Linked DNA regions of Mus musculus: all the other regions are linked to region 1. A link is a loop called in an ENCODE intact Hi-C map of the cell type or tissue named here. Cell type or tissue: left cerebral cortex. All regions are shown on one strand.

Evidence for each region. Peaks named below come from ENCODE experiments on the same cell type or tissue, not always from the same donor. Only the 100,000 strongest peaks of a DNase experiment are listed, where the experiment ranks them.
Region 2: a loop joins it to region 1, with 7 times the contacts of the local background. A loop is called at or near these places in 2 of 42 quality-filtered maps.
Region 3: it touches region 1 in a loop (3-fold over the local background); 2 of 42 quality-filtered maps call a loop at or near these places.

Annotation. Positions count from the first base shown.
Region 1 is chr2:108,288,645-108,291,144 of GRCm38, reverse strand. It overlaps Gm13912 (a long non-coding RNA gene), which reads left to right. Exons shown (of 3, transcript XR_374869.1): 2 at 1,426-1,565. Among named protein-coding and RNA genes, the nearest start is that of Gm13912, 1.4 kb to the left of the region's middle. In left cerebral cortex, no CTCF peak of the experiment used is centred here; DNase peaks (open chromatin) are centred at 895 and 1,228; H3K27ac peaks cover 690 bases.
Region 2 is chr2:108,583,803-108,586,302 of GRCm38, reverse strand. No RefSeq gene overlaps it. Among named protein-coding and RNA genes, the nearest start is that of Gm13912, 290 kb to the right of the region's middle. In left cerebral cortex, no CTCF peak of the experiment used is centred here; a DNase peak (open chromatin) is centred at 1,288.
Region 3 is chr2:109,613,344-109,615,843 of GRCm38, reverse strand. No RefSeq gene overlaps it. Among named protein-coding and RNA genes, the nearest start is that of Bdnf, 79 kb to the left of the region's middle. In left cerebral cortex, no CTCF peak of the experiment used is centred here; DNase peaks (open chromatin) are centred at 1,202 and 1,396.

The DNA of each region.
Region 1 (2,500 bases):
CTCCTGTGTCTGCTAAAGCTAAATGTTCCTTCATGAGTCTGCTTTAGTTTTTCACCTGTGTCTACTTAAGCTTAATCTTCCTACATGTGTTTGCCCTAGCAAAACACCATCCAACTGACTTTCCAAAGAATCTGTAAGGTTCCACTTCCATTATTCAACCCTTCCCCATTTTTTTCAAGTTTTACATGTAAGAAAGCTAGCTGGATTAGTAGCATCAAGATGACATTTATTAAGTTTCATGGACATCAGTTTTTAACTATGGCACCTAGTTATAGCATATTGAGAATATGAGTGTTCAAACAACCCTAATATTCACCTACAGTTTATTAATAATTTTAGGTCACGGAATGCAAAGGAATGAACCTACATCATTATTATCCTCATCATTATCAACATTTTGTAAAGGTTTTAAAAGTTAAGAGAAATGCAAATGAATAAAATGATTAATTAAAAAGGAAAAATATTAGGAGAAATTACAGAAAATGAAAAAAAAATGTTGTGTCTGAGTAATTGTTCATTCAGAAAGAATACAGACAGCACAAGGTGATTAAGAGAGATTAACATGTATTTATGTATACTTATATAAATATATTAATACAATATACATGTATGTGTGTTTGTATATGCGTGTATAGATGTATTAACAACACAACACACACATATCTGAATTTTCCAAATGCAACTGCAATGTAAGGCACCTTTTATTATGTATATTCATGTGAGTAGAGAAATCCACTTTAGCATAGCTGAGAACTGTGTTCACACCATGGGAAAGCACTGAGTAGAGAAAAAGCATTTTTAGGCTTGGTTCTGACTGCTCTCCTGTAGCATCACCATCCTGTCATCCAGCCACATGTGCTTCTGATGCAGACCAGCATGCATATGCATAGCCATATGTTTCTTCCTTATGAGGTTCTTCATCTCTTCCTTGCCGTCCTATCCCTTGTATTCCACACATTGTATTTCACCCATCACACCGTTAGCCAAACAAGAAAAACTGTTGCTCCCCAGAGGCAAACAGAAGTGCCTGGGACATGTGAGGGTTGATCTATTCTGACCTTGTATGCTATGATTATGTTTCTGGGTGACTTCTCTGATTTGTCATCACAGAGGATAAATTAGTAGTTTTCTCTGCTTTGTGAGTTGCAGTGTAGGCTGAAGTTCTTTGCCACCCCTTCACTTTCAAATGAATTAAGGTTCTTAGAATAACCTAGAGGAATTGAGTTTTGCATGTGTTTCTAGCAGCTTTGTCTGCAATGTAGGTGATCTAAACTGCTAGGACACCCAAGAGAGTGCTGGTGAGAAATGCCATCTGACTCATCATCACCCATGAGATCCAAGTGTGAAATGTAGGGCGGGGTCTAGTGGGAAGGAAACAGGGCAGAATAGAAATGGAAAACCATGGAGAAGCTTCTCTTCCTCCAGGTCAACTGAAACCACAGACATTTAAAGAAGAATCACACTCTCCTCTCTTGATGGAACATCATTCAGGAGTACTACTACCTCCAAGAGAAATGTCATGAGGATTTGCAGAAAAAGGAAACTTTGGGAAGAGAAACTCAGTGGTAAGAAATAGCTCACAGAGTAGTTAGTGTCAGAACTCCGCATTGACATTAAGAATCTAAATGCATCTATATAACATTTAGGGACCAATATAAAGGAAAATCTGGATTTCCTCATATATAAAGCTCAAAATTGTATACCAAAGTTGTTGGGTTTTTTTTTTTTTTTTTTTTTTTTTTTTTTTTTTTTTTAAGAGGCGTTTCCTTTTGTTCTGTGTTCTTGCTCTTAACTCATGGTTGAGCACAATACTGGATTCTTACTATCACTCTAGATGGATAAAATGCATTGATTTATTGGCATGAACTTTATAATTTTAATTTGTGCAATGCTATTTTAAAGCATTTAAAGGTATTAACTCACCTAAGAAACCATAAGTTACAGAATCCAGATCTTCCACCTTATACACACAATTTAGTATCTTCATCTTACAAGAATAGTAGAAGCACTGCAAACAATTAGCTCAAAGTGCTAAAAACTAAACTCAGTGTTCAGCATAATAGTCAAAGAGCTTGCCACAGACTATGCCCTTAATTCTATGTTACTTGACACACACACAAAAATGTGTGTGTGTGTGTGGGGTGTGTGTGTGTGTGTGTGTGTATGTGGTATATGTGATATATAGCTATAGATGCATTCTTTTGTTTTCGTGTTGATGAATAATTACAGGATGAAAAATAGAACTATAGAATGCCATATGTGTTCTTTTGTATGTCCCTGTGTTAGACTCAGTGGTTGACTCACAGAAGAAAGTGATAGGATAATCTTCAACATTTCTGAAGAAGGAAATAATAGTTACAGCCTAAATAGATTAAGCATACTGTGTTAAGTAAAATTAGTTAGAGAAAGAAAAACCTATATGACTCTACCTTTATAAACAGTATGATATAGTCACACATAAAATCCAAAGTTCTTAAGGACTAAAAGAGAGAGAGAGAGA
Region 2 (2,500 bases), 300 kb before region 1:
TAATTTATGTTTATACTCCATGTTCCATTCCCCAACCACCACCCATCCTCCATCTGCTCCACATCCCACACCTCCTCCCAACCTAACCCTGTCTCCACATAGATGCCCCCACGCCCCACCCGACCAGACCTTTAATCTCCCTGGCTCCTCCAGTCTCTTGAGGGTTAGGTACATCATCTCTGAATGTACACAGATCCAGAAGTCCTCTACTGTATGTCTGTTGGGGGCCTCATATCAGCTGGTGTATACTGTTTGGTGGTCCAGTGTTTGCGAGATCTTGGGTGTTCAGATTAATTGAGACTGCTGGTCCACCTACAGGATCGCCATTCTCCTCAGCTTCTTTCAGCCTTCTCTAATTCAACAACAGGGGTCAGCTGATTCTGTTCATTGGTTAGGTGCAAATATCTGCATCTAACTCTTTCAGCTGCTTGTTGGGTCTTTTGGAGGGCAGCCATCATAGATCTCTTTTTGTGAGCTCCCCATAGCCTCAGTAATAGTTTCAGGCCTTGGGACCTCCCCTTGAGCTGGATTCCACTTTGTGCCTGTCACTGGACCTTCTTTTCCTCAGGCTCCTCTCCATTTCTATACCTGTAATTCTTTTAGACAGCAACAATTCCCTCATTGTTTTTTTTTTTTAATGTGCAACTTTAGTTAAAAAGTGATAACAAGGAAAAAGCCGTTTTATATTCAAGATTATATGTAAATCTCATGACACACCATCTAGTTTGATATTAAGAATTATGAGTTTTAATTAATCATTTCTTTTCACCTGTAAAAGTTCCTCAGGCATTCCTGTAGTGCAATTACTTATATAACTTTAAGGGTATGTTTAAATTTAACATTCATATTCTAGTACTTTTTAAATGAGCAAGAAAGCTGTAAGAGGGGGCAAAAAGAGAGAGAGAGCTGCTGAGGGAAATGGAGAAAATAACACCTTTCTGCACTGAAACTTCTTTTTCTTCAGTTTAGAGGACTGTGGGGCCTCATTTGCACTTGCCTTTTCCAGAAGCTAACTTGTGGCACAGCTTACCTGCTTTTAGAACAGGTTGATTCTTTTGCCTTAGCATCCAGCCTAGTGCATTTGAGATTGCTGATGAAAGGCACTGTCAAATCCCAGGTCTATTTTGATAATGATTTGTACTTGTAAGGCAATCTGCCCATTAGTACAGAATAGGGAAAATTGGGACAGCACCTCACTAAAGGATCTCTGAAAACATGCAAGAAACTCTGGAGTTAGCTGGGCAGAAATTTATATTCCTATAGCATTTTGACTCAGCACACAAATGTGGGATGAATGGGGGTGTTTGCATTTGGTGCCAGATTGTTTGCCTACACCAGAGGCTGTCCTAAGAGATTTGTTGAATCTGCCTTGCCTTACAGATGAGAATTCATGGAAACTTTACTTAAAAGCCAAATTAGAGCACAGAGTTTCTCTACATTTTATCTATGGCTGCTCAAATAGAATGAACTGCCAATGATACTGAGGAGTCCAAACATATCCTAAGGCCTGCTCATTAGATGCAGGATAATCTATCAGTAGCCTCATGTTGTTTTTCTCTCTGGCAATTCTACTACTAAACCAGAGGCTAATTGTGTACCATGCATGCAATAGATCCTTTCTCCATCAATGCTATAAATTCACTCCCTACCTCAATATGTAATTGCAAAAACAGATGTATTGGGAAAACCATAACAACAATAATCTGGAATAAATTAGGCATAGGTTTAAAATATTCATTTATGTGAGTTTAAATATAAATTTTCCTTTTTGAAAGTTTTTTAAATAGCTACATTCAAAAAATACCTACACCTAAGGAAAAAAAAATGAGTTAATAAAAGCTGAAGGTCAAGAAAGTTCTTTGGCATTTAAGAGTAGTCAATAGTATTCATTTTCTTCCTGCTTCAATGAAGGCTGGAGACATACTCAGTTTTCCTATTGTTAGAGCTGTTAATAGGCTGTCACTCCCCAAATTCCAAGTACCTACTCCAATTACAGTTTGTAGGGAAACACTATTATGGTTCAGTGACATTCCCCAGATAATAAGAGGAGGCTCTGCTACTGGTGTAGGATCTACCCAGGTTTGCACTTCCCAGGCCACCTGAGAATTCAGTGAAAATTAAGGAACAGGGCAGGATGTGAGAGCTGGGTGTTTTGAGTATAATTCTGTCTGCTACATCTTCAGTGACTTCAAAGTTACACACCCCATAGCAAGCTTCTAGCTCTGTAGGATTTTATTGTTAAGACTATGTGTGCCATTACTCTGTGATACTCCAGAACTTACATAAATTAGACATTTATGGCTATCCTGGTGTCATCAATTCATACTTAAAATGAGACCTTCAGGTTATTTTGTTTCAAGAGTCTCCTTTGAGTAATTTTACATTTGGATTTTAAATTCTTATTCTTATATAAATATTTTGTTGATTGGACAATTAAAATATTACACTACAACATGCTCAAACATTTGAGTTATTATGTAGATCACAAAACTGTTCAATT
Region 3 (2,500 bases), 1.3 Mb before region 1:
CTGTGGCACCTAATACTATCCACATCTGTGATCTGACCAGGGACAAAAGACACAATTATGTTCCAGAAATACTAAATTATAATCTTTGCCAATTATTGGTCACTGAACAGGTCAAACTCCAAAGCATGTCTTTTAAAAATGCTTGTTTCTGTTAAGTAAACATTTTAATTAAGCTTTTGAGAATTTCATACAATGTACTTTGATTATGTACACCCCTAACTCCTCTCCTTAACTCCTCCCAGATCCACTTGGAACACCCTACATTCCCCAAATTTGTACCATCTTTTGTTTTTAATTAATACTCATAAGCTCCAATTTCATATATTTCTGTTCATATACTTCTGGGTATGGGTATCATCCACTGGAGTGTGTGTGACCTACCAGAAACAACACACTCAAAGAAAACCAAACTTCTCACAAGCCACTAACTGTTCATAGCTCTTCACAAAGCTCTTTCCCCTTTAGGCTGGAATGCCGCCTTACTTGATCTGTGCAGGGCTTGTGTAGGCAACCGTAGTTGCTATGAGTTCATGCGAGCAGCGTTCCTGCCATGTTCAGAAGCCACAGTTTTGCTCTGGTCCTTCCAAACCTCTAGCTCTTTGAAATATTTCTGCTACCTCTTCTGTGATGATTCCTGAGCAAGGGAAGGTGTGAGATCCAGATGCCTCACTTGTGGCTGAGCACTCCACAGACACCGTTTCTCTGCACTTGGACCAGTTGAGAGTTCCCTCTGCCCACCACACAAGCACATTTCTCTGATAAAGCCAGAGAGCTGCACTGAACCCATTGCAGGACTGGTCTCCATGCTAGGTCTTTCCTGCACACGGGGCTTTTCATATCTTCTCCTGAAGTCTCATGAAGACAAAGAAAGTGACTGTGCATCTTTCAGGAATGAGAGGTATAGACTGTGCATTCTTCAGGAATGAGAGGTATAGACCATGCAGCAGCTGCCTGCTATCTCGGAAATTCCTCATCACTCTGAGCTTTAAAAATGGCAGTAGATTTTTCTTTCTACTCAGTAAAGCTCTCTGTTTGGCTTAATATAAAAATAGGTTGTAAGTGATTTGCCATTGAGTAAAACAGAAACACTGGGAACATGCCCTGTGTTTATGCCATGGCCTCCCATACTCCTAAGTATACTGCCAAATACTCCTTGGAATTTGCCAGCCTAATCTGAAAAGTGTAGCCATATATTATCTCTACTACTTACAACATCCAGGCAAGGGAAGCATATTTTGGCACAGTCCTTCAAAAAATAGGCACAGAAACTACTTGCCCAAATTTTCAAAGAATAACTTGAATCAAAACCTTCCCAGACATTTCCCAGTAAATTCTGGACTACCTTCTAAGATGATGTGAGGGAGTGTGTGTCTGAGACTCCAATGTCAATCTTCTGCAGAGCAGAGGATTTCGTTTCTGAACCTTTCTGAGCCAGCTTCATTCACGAATGCAAACAGTTTCTGTTAACTCAGCTCAAGCTCATGTGTGGCACGACTAGCGACTTTGCTGCCTGGAAGCATCTTCCAGGACCTGGTACAGGAAGGACTTCCTGCCATGAGAAAAATCAATGTTTGAATCCTCAAGCTAAACTCTCTCCCTGCTGGCCTCTCATGGCAATGTTCAGAGTCCGATCTGAATTTGGTGAGCAAAGCTGGTTCTTTATTTTTATGATGCGTACTATTATCTCTATATTGCAATGAGTTCCCTATACGTCATCGTTTATGACAGAGCTACTAGGTAATACTGTTACTGAAATACAATGAAAGATGTGTGTGTGTTCAAGTTTAAATTACTTTTTTGTAGCTAGATGGCATTAAGATGAACCATTCATCCTTTTCAGTACAACCAGTGAACGTGTGTTTAGGGTGGATCTGAGCCTAGAGGATGTCAGAGGATGGGAGGTTATAGAAATCCAGCCTCTGAGTGCTTGTCTATATTTTATTTGAAGAACCACAGAGAGAAATGTTGCTGTCCCTGAAAGTCTGCATGGTGTTTTTGGTCCACTGTAGATCTTCAAGTCTTTAGTGCCTTTCTGGAGGCTGCCCCTGAAGTTTCACTTTCCCATTTCTGAGTCCTTCCCTTAGGGTCAGCACAGTTCTGAATACCTATCAGCGTGCTATGATCACTGCTCCCATCCTGCCAGCAAAGGCAGAGCTAGTGGAATGGAGAACATAATCTCTGGGCAGAAGTAAGTAATGGCAAGCAAGGAAAAAACAAAAGGAAAAACAAACAAACAATAACAACAAAACCAGATGAAGCAGGGAGAGGAGGAGAGCCCACACTGCCTGCTTGGTTATTAGCTAAAACAGGCAAAGACAGCTGGTTTCAAAGTAACCACAAAGATAAAAATAGGACTTGATTTTCCTGCTTTTACCCTGAACTCCAGAAAAGTGAAAGTGCTTGGGAGCAAGGATCAAGTCCATTTGTTGATATGGAGAAAATTGTATAGAAACATTTTCTGTCTCTATAGAGAATGCTTAGATACAAAGAAAATAGGCTT